2 separate regions of the Homo sapiens genome follow, and region 2 is linked to region 1. Evidence: read pairs that join two places in POLR2A ChIA-PET (ENCODE). Cell type or tissue: HepG2. All regions are shown on one strand. Links, peaks and the distances in the headings refer to the core of each region. The heading gives the core; the rest is flanking DNA.

What was found. ChIA-PET counts read pairs that join two places held together with the same protein. Peaks named below come from ENCODE experiments on the same cell type or tissue, not always from the same donor. Only the 100,000 strongest peaks of a DNase experiment are listed, where the experiment ranks them.
Region 2: POLR2A ChIA-PET joins it to region 1 with 8 read pairs; 4 of 35 experiments call an interaction of 5 or more read pairs at or near these places.

The regions. Positions count from the first base shown.
Region 1 is chr6:147,189,380-147,194,764 of GRCh38, reverse strand. The region is part of intron 1 of STXBP5-AS1 (STXBP5 antisense RNA 1); the gene reads left to right. Among named protein-coding and RNA genes, the nearest start is that of STXBP5, 12 kb to the left of the region's middle. In HepG2, for the core only: no CTCF peak of the experiment used is centred there; a DNase peak (open chromatin) is centred at 2,294; H3K27me3 peaks cover 230 bases.
Region 2 is chr6:146,982,625-146,988,009 of GRCh38, reverse strand. All of the region lies in intron 6 of STXBP5-AS1 (STXBP5 antisense RNA 1), which reads left to right. Among named protein-coding and RNA genes, the nearest start is that of LUADT1, 170 kb to the left of the region's middle. In HepG2, for the core only: no CTCF peak of the experiment used is centred there; DNase peaks (open chromatin) are centred at 2,679 and 3,569; H3K4me3 peaks cover 1,432 bases.

The sequences.
Region 1 (5,385 bases), core at 64-5,063:
AATTCAACTGAGGGGCATAAAACAGATAGACCGAGGGAAGCTTTTGAGCAGGAGTTCATCAAGAAGTTTTGGGCCAAGTATGGTGGCTATCTCAGCACTTTGGGAGGCCGAGGTGGGCGGATCACCTGAGGTCAGGAGTTCGAGACCAGCCTGGCCAACATGGTGAAACCTCGTCTCTACTAAAAATACAAAAATTAGCCAGGCATGATGGGGCGTGCCTGTAATTCCAGCTACTCAGGAGGCTGAGACAGTAGAATCGCTTCAACCTGGGAGGCGGAGGTTGCAGTGAGCCGAGATTGCACCACTGCACTCCAGCCTGGGCAACAGAGTGAGACTCCGTCTCAAAAAAAAAAAAAAAGAAGTTTTAGAGTAGGAATAAAAGGAAGTAAAGAACAATCTGAAGAGGGCCATACAGGCAACTTGAGAGATCCAGGTGCCCGGTTTGACCTTTGACTTGAGCTTTTACATGTTGATATGGTTCTGGGCTTTTGCATCTCCCCTCTCTTGATTTTTCCCTGAGGCAGGCTGTCCGCGTGCACAGTGGCCTGCCAGCACTTGGGAGGTGAGCGTGCTCAGTGTGTTTACTGAAGTTGTGCACAGGCTCATCTGAGATGTTTTTCCCTTACCATTCAGTGTTCCTAAAGGAACGTCATATACCATAGACCACTTAAACACTGCTATTTTGCCTCTTAGTGTGCATGTTTGAGCCCACTCAACCAACTCCTGAGATCTTACTGGGAAGCTGCTGATCACCATCTTCAGGTGTTTTCTATCTGTTGGGACATGGCCTTTCCTTAGCACTAGCTGCAATCAATTATTATTTTAGCGAGACAGTTTAACAATTTGCCTGCCCATTACCTGACATTCCTGGAAGGAAGGTTGGGTCGGGGGGACCTCTCCCGCTCTGCTCATGTCTGCCTACTGCCTCCTCTAACATTTCGCTAGCTAAGTAGAGTCAGACAAGTCACTTCACACTTTTCATTTCCTCGTGTGTAAAATGAGCATACAAATACCTAAGTAAAGTGTTGTAAGATTACATAGCAAACTTTAGTTCCTAGCTCAAAATTGTCACATGTATTAAGTGATAACTAATAAAATCATTCTCTTTAACGTCTATAACCATTCTCTAGGTGACTTAAGATATTAAGATGACTTAAATATTATCTAAACATTGATGACTCCCAAATTTGTATGTTTACTTCAAACTTCTTCCCTGAACTCCAGATTTTATTTGTGTATGCTTTTCATTTATATAAGAAGCTTATATCCAAAAGCCATGTAAAATTTAATGTCCAAACTAAATTCTTCACTTCCAACTTCAATCTATACCTTACACCTCCCAAAATCTTCCTATGTCTGTTAATGGTGATTCTACCCTCTCAGATGTTCAGGCTCACATCAGTAACCTCTGATCACCTGCTCTCCTCACCTCTCACCCCTGGCCATCACACACATACCTCTATTTTAAGTCCATTGGCAAATCCTGTTAGCTCTATCCTTACAATATTTTCAGAATTCAACAAGTTCTCACAGTCTCCACCCTCATACTTTGGTTCAGGCCAGAATCATTTTTCATATGGGTGATTGCAGTATATGTTAAACAAACCCCCTTTCACCTAGTCAAGTTTTTGTTGTTGTTGTTTTTTAAATTTGAGACAGGGTCTCACTCTAGAGTGCAGTGGTGTGATTATATCTCATTGCAACTTTGAACACCTGGGTTTAAGCAATCCTCCTGCCTCAGTCTCCTGAGTAGCTGGGACTACAGACATGCACCACCACAGCTAATTTTTATATTTTCTCTAGAGATGAGGTCTCTCTATGTTGTGCAAGCTCATGGCCTCAAGTCTCCCAAAGGGCTGAGATTACAGGCCTGAGCCACCATCCCTAGAACCATGTCATCTACTCTAAAGAGAGTGCTGAAGTTAAAATATGTCATGTCAGTTCTGTACTCAGCATCCTTATCTCCCTCTAAGTAAAAGTCAAAGTTCTTTACAATGGCCTATAAAGGTGCTATAGGATCCAGTCCCCACTCTCTACTCTGTCCTTACCTACTCTCCCTCTCCCCTTGCCCATCCCAACATAGCCACACTTGCTTTCTTGCTGTTCCTTGATGATATCAAGCAGCCTCGGGGCTTTGCATTTGTTATTGCCTCTGTGTAAACCAGTAGTAAGCAAACCTTTTCTTTAATGAGCTAGATAGTAAATATTTTCAGTTTTGGGGGCCACATACAGCCCAAGTTGCAACCACATTGCAACAGTGCCAGTGTTGCACAAACTGTGCAAATACAGCCGTAGATAATATGTAAACAACTGTGCTTGGCTGTGTTCCAGTGAAACTTTATTTACAAAAACAGGTAGTGGGCTGGATAATCCCTGGCCTATACTTCTCTTCCCCTAGATATTTGCAGGATCCATTTCCACATTTTCTTCTCGTCCTTGACCATTTGTGACAAATTGGTGATGTGAGAAACTGACATTGATGTCACCTCATCAATATAGCACTCCTTGACTTTTTCTCATAAACTAGGAGTAATTTCTGATATGGTTTGGCTGTGCCCCCACCCAAATCTCACTTTGAATTGTAATAATCCCCACGTGTCAAGGGTGGAGCCAGGTGGAGATAATTAAATCATGGGGGTGGGTTTTCTCCATACTGTTCTTGTTGTAGTGAATAAATCCCACGAGATCTGATGGTTTTATAAATGGGAGTTACCCTACACAAGCTCGCTTGCCTTCCACCATAAAAGACGTGGCTTTGCTTCTCCTTTGCCTTCTGCCATAATTGTGAGGCCTCCCCAGCCATGTGGAATGGTGAGTCCATTAAACCTCTTTTCTTTATAAATTACCCTGTCTTGGGTTTGTCTTTATTAGCAGCATAAGAACAGACTAATACAATTTCCCTTCCCCCAACACACACACATAGGCACTTCCCATGTTCACCCCAGTCCCCCTGCCTGTACTTATTTTTCCCCTTAGCTCTAACCACTACCTAAGGCACCATACGTTTATGTGTAAAGGACTTGGTTTTCTTCTCTGTGGCATCCCTGAGGCAGAGGACAGTTGATCGAGGAAAAATGAATCAGTAGACTCTGGACCAGAAGGCAGGAGTTCCTTTTAGCTCCAGTGTAGCCAACATAGCACCTACCACGTAATTTAACCCCTCCATTTACACATATCTCTTTGTAAAATGGAGGAAAGTAAGACATGCTGTAGAAATCAAACAGTAAATGCCAAAAAAGTCCTATTGAAAAGTAATCAAAATGTAAACTTTGTTAGTTGTTATACCCTAATTAGGAAAACTATAAATACCCTTCAAATCAAAGAGCTTTGAATAAATGTTTGATTTGAAGAACTGACTTATTTAAAGTTCTAAATAACTAGAGTAATTTTCTCTTTATGGTAATGTTCTCTACTTCAAACTTTATATAGAGAGAAAAATTGTAAATCTTCAGGAGTAATTTGAAGATCCAATGTAATTGTTTTCTCATTTTCCCAAACATCCTTTAATAATCTAAGCATCCACTGCACAGGTCAGGCACAGGTGATCATCTGGACCTCCATTTTATAATTTCATAACTAAAGGTTATTTAATTTTAATTAAACCTAAAGTCTTATCGTTGAGCCACCTGTTTCACTAATTTGACTTGCAAGCTATGATTTATATTATCTCTAAAGTGGAAATATATGCCAGAATATTATTGTCTAATGTTTATGACTTCTAGTTTCTTGTGAATTGATTATCATATTAACTCTATTCTAAAGTGAACAAGTTTCAGAAAAATACAAAAGCTCTGTCCAACTGCAAACCCTCATCTTCCACAGAAGGCCTTGGCATCTCCAGATATAGTGCAATGAGCATTCCCTATGTCTGGGTGGAGAATCGGGATGCTATTGGCCAGGAAGATACTTCAGGGGTCAGAGAACTGGGAGTGTGACTAACCCAAAAATGCAAGCCAAAACAATTCTGGCAGAGTGAAGCCCATTTTACTGGTTGCCCCTGAGCATGAATTGCTACGTCCAATTAGCAAACACAGGATCTGAGATTTTCTTGGCTGCCGCACAACTCAGATCGCTGCTTCAGTGGCAGCCAAATGATTATCCAGGAGCAAATGAGGGAGAAGGACAGAGATCCCCCATACAGCCTGTTTGAAACATTATTATAGCAGCAGGCACAAAGCTCGCAGCATGCAGGTGAAACTTCTTTCACTTTCAAATGCTAACATTAATTTCTAACTTGAAGCCTACTCATTTTTTTTAACTTGATGTAGAAAATTAGTCTCATCATATCAGGTAAGCTAAGGGATTTTTTAGCCATTCCCAGTTTTAAACTCAGTCATTTCAAGATGTTCGCTTCTTGCCTTTCTCACAATGCTGCCATGGTGGTGAATGGAAATGTGTTGACTTCTTAGCCTTGGTTCATCCTGCCAGGTTCTCAGCACAGGTTATGAACCTCCACCTTTCAAGGGCAGGGATGGTCTTGGGAAGCTTACTCAACTCTGCAGCTGAGATTTGGCTGAGATGAAGCCACGGATTCAGATTTCCAGTGGGGAACGCCCGTCACATAGCCATCTAATACGATACTTTATCTAATTGTAAGACCCACACTAGGGCCAAGAAGCCTTTCTCCAATCCTCTCCTCCCTACTGTAGTGCTATGTTCTGACTTTATTGGCCATGCCAACTGAGTGGGGTGGGTGATTTCTCTGGGAAGCTGGTAACATCCTAGAACAGAAGACACAGGTTACTCTTAGATCACCAAAATGAAAGGGGGCAAAGAGAAAGAAGATACTTGAAGAGATAGATATTGTTATGGACTGAATGTTTATGTTCATAAATTCATATGTTGAAATCCTAACCCCTAATGTGATGGTGGAAGCTTGGAAGGAAATGAGGTCCTGAGGGTGAAGCTCTCATGAATAGGATTAGTGTCCTTATAAAAAGGACCCCAGAGATGTCTGTCTCTTTCTACCAGTCTGCAGTCTGGAAGAGGGCCTTTGCCAGAACTCGACCATGCTGGCATCCTGATCTTGACTTCCAGCTTCCAGAACTGTGAGGAATAAATGTCTGTTGTCTATAAGCTACTCTGTCTATGGTACTTTGTTATAGTAGCCAGAGCTAAGACAGATATGTTTGTGAGGTGCCCTTCCTCAACTCTCCATCCACCTGTGGAAGGAGGCTTGAGGTATAGAGCTCCCCACACTTGCACCTAACATTTCAACTTTTCTCTTCCTTTCTTCCTTGCTCATATTTGCCTAGAGAAGGCAGAAAGAACAGACAATTTTTTTCCCCTCAGTCACATTTGTCTGCTTCGTAACTCTTTCCATTTTAAATTAAGGATTGAAAATTAAGACGTTGCCCCTTTTGTTTGCCAGCAAAGTTTTCGTGA
Region 2 (5,385 bases), core at 262-5,261, 210 kb after region 1:
TAGATTGCAAAAATTTTCTCCCATTCTGTAGGTTGCCTGTTCACTTGATGGTAGTTTCTTTTGCTGTGCAGAAGCTCTTTAGTTTAATTAGATCCCATTTGTCTATTTTGGCTTTTGTTGCCTTTTTAATAGCCATTCAGACTGGTGTGAGATGGTATCTCACTGTGATATTGATTTGCATTTCTCTAATGATCAGTGATGTTGAGCTTTTTTCCATATGATTTTTGGCCACATGTGTGTCTTCTTTTGAGAAGTGACTGTTCATGTCCTTTGCCTACTTTTTAATGTTTTTTTTTCTTGTAAATTTGTTTAAGTTCCTTATGGATACTGGATATTAGACCTTTGTCAGGTGGATAGATTGCAAAAATTTTCTCCCATTCTGTAGGTTGTCTATTTACTCTATTGTTTCTTTTGCTGCACAGAAGCTCTTTAGTTTAATTAGATCCCATTTGTCAATTTTTGCTTTTGTTCCAATTGCTTTTGACATCTTTGTCGTGAAATATTTGCCTGTGCCTATGTCCTAAATGGTATTGCCTAGGTTTTCTTCTAGGATTTTTCTAGTTTTGGGTTTTACATTTAAGTTTTTAACCCATCTGGAGTTTAGTTTTGTATATGGTGTAAGTAAGAGGTCCAGTTTCAATTTTCTGCATATGACTAGCCAGTTCTCCCAGCATCATTTATTAAATAGGGAATCATTTCCCTATTGCTTGTTTTTGTCAGGTTTGTTGAAGATCAGATGGTTGCAGGTGTGTCATCTTATTTCTGGGTTTTCTATTTTGCTCCATTAGTCTATATGTCTGTTCTTCTACCAGTACCATGCTGTTTTAGTTACTGTAGCCCTGTAGTATAGTTTGAAGTCAGGTAATGTGAGGCCTCCAGCTTTGTTCTTTTTGCTTACAAGTGCCTTGGCTATTTGAGCTCTTTTTTGGTTCCATATAAATTTTAAAATAGTTTTTTTCTAATTTTGTGAAGAATGTCAATGGTAGTTTAATGGGAATAACCTTAAATCTATAAATTGCTTTGGGCAGTATGGCCATTTTCAAAATATTGATTCTTCCTATGTATGAGCTTGGAATGTTTTTCCATTTGTGTCATCTCTGATTTTTTTGAGCAGTGGTAAGTAGTTCTCCTTAAAGTGGTCCTTCACTTCCCTTATAAGCTGCATTTTTAAGATATTTTATTCTTTTTGTGGCAATTGTGAAAGGGAGTTCGTTCATGATTTGGCTCTCAGCTTGCCTATTGGTGTGTAGGAATGCTAGTGATTTTTGTATATTTATTTTGTATTCTGAGATTTTGCTGAAGTTGCTTATCAGCTTAAGAAGCTTGGCCAGGAGCAGTGGCTCACACCTGTAATCCCCGTACTTTGGGAGGCTGAGGCAGGAGGATCACGAGGTCAGGAGTTCAAGACCAGCCTGGCCAAGATAGTGAAACCTTCTCTCTACTAAAAATACAAAAATTAGCTGGGTGTAATGGTGGGTGCCTATAATCCCAGCTACTTGGGAGGCTGAGGCAGGAGAATTTCTTGAACCCAGGAAGTGGAAGTTGCCGTGAGTCGAGATCGTGCCGCTGCACTCTAGCCTGGGCGACAGAGCAAGACTCCATTTCAAAAAAGGAAAAAAAAGAAAAAAAAAAAGCAGCTTTTGGGCTGAGACAATGAAGTTTTCTAGATATATGATCAGAGATACATGCACGTGTATGTTTATTGCAGCACTACTTATGATAGCAAAGACATGAAATCAACTTATATGCCCAACCATGACAGACTGGATAGAGAAAATGTGGCACATATACACTATGGAATACTATGCAGCCAACAAAAGGGATGAGATTATGTGTTTTGCAGGGACATGGATGGAGCTGGAGGGCATTATCCTTAGCAAACTAACGCAGGAACAGAAAACCAAATACCTCATGTTCTCACTTACAAGTGGGAGCTGAATGATGAGAAAACATGGACACATGGTGGGGAACAACACATACTGGGGCCTGTCAAAGGGTAGTGGGTAGGAAGAGGTAGAGCATCAGGAAGAATAGCTAGTGGGTGCTGGGATAAATACCTGGGTGATGGGATGTTCTGTGCAGCAAACCACCATGGCACATGTTTACCTATGTAACAAGCCTGCACATCCTGCACATGTACCCCTGAACTTAAAAGTTGGAAATAAAAAAAAGGGAAAAGGGAGGATAATACTTCAGTGTCTTTTCAAGAGAACCTTGGGATATATTTCATGTTATGAAACTTATTCCTACATTCTTAGGAAAACCATTGACTTATGTTTACTTGTTAAGTCAATGGTTTATCTATTTTTAATGCAATATTTTATTCTTTATTTCCATTAATTTCTTTATGCTGTGTGTGTGTTTTCTAACTACTTGGGTTGGATGTTCATTTGTGTTTTTTTAAATATTGAAAACATAAGATTTTGAATTTGAATAAATATTTTGTCTTAGCTATTTTTAAGTTACACATGATTTTATATATCTTTTTTTACTAATTATAAAAATCCACTCAATTCAGAAAAGCATGAACAAGAAAGTGTCACTCGTGATCTTAGCAATAGAGCAGGGATCTGCAAACTATATTTCACAGGCCAAGTCCAGCTCACTGTGTTTTTGTTAAAAAAGTTTTATTGCAAACTAGCCACGCCCATTTGTTTACACAGTGTCTATGGCTGCTTTTGTGTTACCCATGGTAGAGCAGAGCAGTTGTGACAGAGATCAAAAGGCCTGCAAAGCCCCAAATGTTTACTATCTAGCCCTTTACAGATTTTTTTTTTTCCTGATTCCTGAATTAGAGAAAACTATCAACATTTTGGTCTCTCTTTTTATCTCAGCTCATTTATTTTTTATATCAAAACACTGGCGTTTATCTTTTTACCTGTCTGGGGGAAATATTGTCAGTGGTCTTCCTAATGCCATTTTTCCCCCTTAATTCTTATTTAGAGAAACTTGGTTGTTTGAGGGAATGTGCCTAGGTAAAAATATTTAATTTTCTCTACTTTTCTTCAATAAATAATGATGTTGGGATATAATTCTGAACAATGAGCGTCCTTCAGTTTCTGATTTCTATAGGGCATACAAACTTAGTAACTTAAATAAATATTTAAAGTGTCTGGACCCTTCTGATCTGGACGTGTCTCAGCTGATCATGGCCGGGCTTATTCGTGTGTCTGTGGGCATCTGGTGAGCTGGGTAGAGGTTGGTTGCACTGGGGGGCTGCAGGTGGGGACCATTCAGCTCTTCCTCATGTGTCTTTTGTATGAATATAGCTGGTTCCTGGCAGCGAGAGGGACTCCATGGCAGTGCCAGGAGTCCAAGAGAGAAAGCAGAAATGTGCAAGTTCATTTTCAAGTCTTTGCTCTGTTGTTTGCTACTGTCCTGGTGGTCAAATCAAGGCACGTGTCCAAGCTCGCAGTCACAACCAAAGGGCATAAATATAAGAGGCATGAGAAACTGGATCCCTACATGCAATCGATTTACCAGATAGACAAACGTAAAAGTGCATGAACAGGGCATCCCTTCCCAAATAAAAAGAGAAGGTATTTCTTCTGCCCGAAAGAGAGATGTGAAGTCTGGAGGTGTGGTCACCATCTTATGCCTTTGAAGTGACATATACAAGAACAAAGGCCGATCTATTTGTTAATTATAGTGGAGCACAAAGATAGATCTTGCATTCCTGACATTCTGTTTTAGCCTCTTGAGCAATTGTAGAACGAGTCTGTTGTAGGAGAAAAATAAACCCTTCCTGAATCACCTCCTAGCATAAGGTTTCTGCTAAATATTGCCAAGTATGTTTTTCAGTTAATAATACATTGATAGCATTTCTTATTTGTACATATAAATCTAAATTAGTACATACAAATCTGTTTTCAGAAATGGCTTGTAATATATGACTCTACCAAAACTTATTTAATGAGCCTCCTCTTCAAGATATTTAAGTAGCTTCTAGATTTTCAGTATTACAAATCATGCTTCAGTGATCACCTTTACACATGTATCTTTGCACACTTCTCCAAGTGTCTTTATAGGGTATACTTCTGTTAGAGAAATTTTGAAAATGAACATATTTATGTTGTTAAACATATGGCAAGAAAATTCTGCAAAAAATTGGTAAAATTGACTCTCCTATCAGTAATTTATGATTATATTTATTGTCCCAAAACTGCTCCAAATTTGGGTTTTGAAAATCTTTAAAGATTTTACCAATCTATTTGAAAAATACATATCCCATATTTGTTTTAGTTGATAACGCTTTGATTTTTAGTAAGATTGGCCCCTTTCCACATATTTGTTATTTACATTTTTAAATGAACTTTCTGCTTATACCTTTTTCTCATTTTTCTACTTGTTTGCCTGTCTTTTTCTTGCTACATTGTATTTGCTTTCTACATACTGTAATATGATTGATTGTATTTGCTTTATGTGTTGTACACATGTTCTCCTAGTTTATTGTCTTTTTCTTTGTTAATGTATATTTTCCATGAAGAACCTTATTTTTGTTCAGAAAAACCTACTAGCTTTTAAAAAATAATGTTTCTGGGTCTTGTCTATGCTTATAAATCCCTTTCTTAAAACTACAAAAAAATTCTAAGTTTTCTTTCCATTACTTTTGTGGTTTTAAAATATATCTAAGTCTTCAATCCATTTGAAATTTTTGTATGTGTATAGTGTGGGAAGAAATATAACAATTTTCTTTCAAATAAATGACAATTAGTAAAAGTGATCTTTGTTGTGTGTGTGTTTGTGTGTGTATACACATCTTTGTCAGTTTATGTTATGAGTCTTATTTTGGCTTTGAAAAAGATAATAGGAAGATTTTTATCTTTACATGATCTGGAAATGTTTAAATAACATATGAATATTTTTGAAAGGCTTGCAAAGATTTCTTATAAAAACTGGCAATTTTGGGGAGTAACTTTATTTCATTTGTTATTTTTGGTCTGTTTAGGTTTTCTATATTTTCTGGAATTTCTTTTGATAATTTATATTTTCCTAGAAAACTATCAGTGGTTAGCTACCACTTTGTTTTGTTAAAATATTTTTCTACCCATTTGCAGGCAATTTACTTTCACATATATTTACCCATTCCAATTTCTATTTTCTAATTCATTAATTTCTGGTTCTTCTTTATTCATTCTTTCATTTTGCCTTTCTTAGGGATTTTCTTGTTGCTGTTGTTCTTGAAATGAATACTTTATTCAATACCTTATTGTTCAGTGCTGTAAGTGTTTCGACTACCAATTTTCCTCTCTGTACAGCTTTGACCGTATGTCTTAGTTTTCAAATTTCAATACTTGAAAATTAAGAATTTTCATTTTTATTATTTTGTAATTATTCTTTTGACTTATTTCAATAATACACTTTCTGAGAAGGAGTTTACGTTTT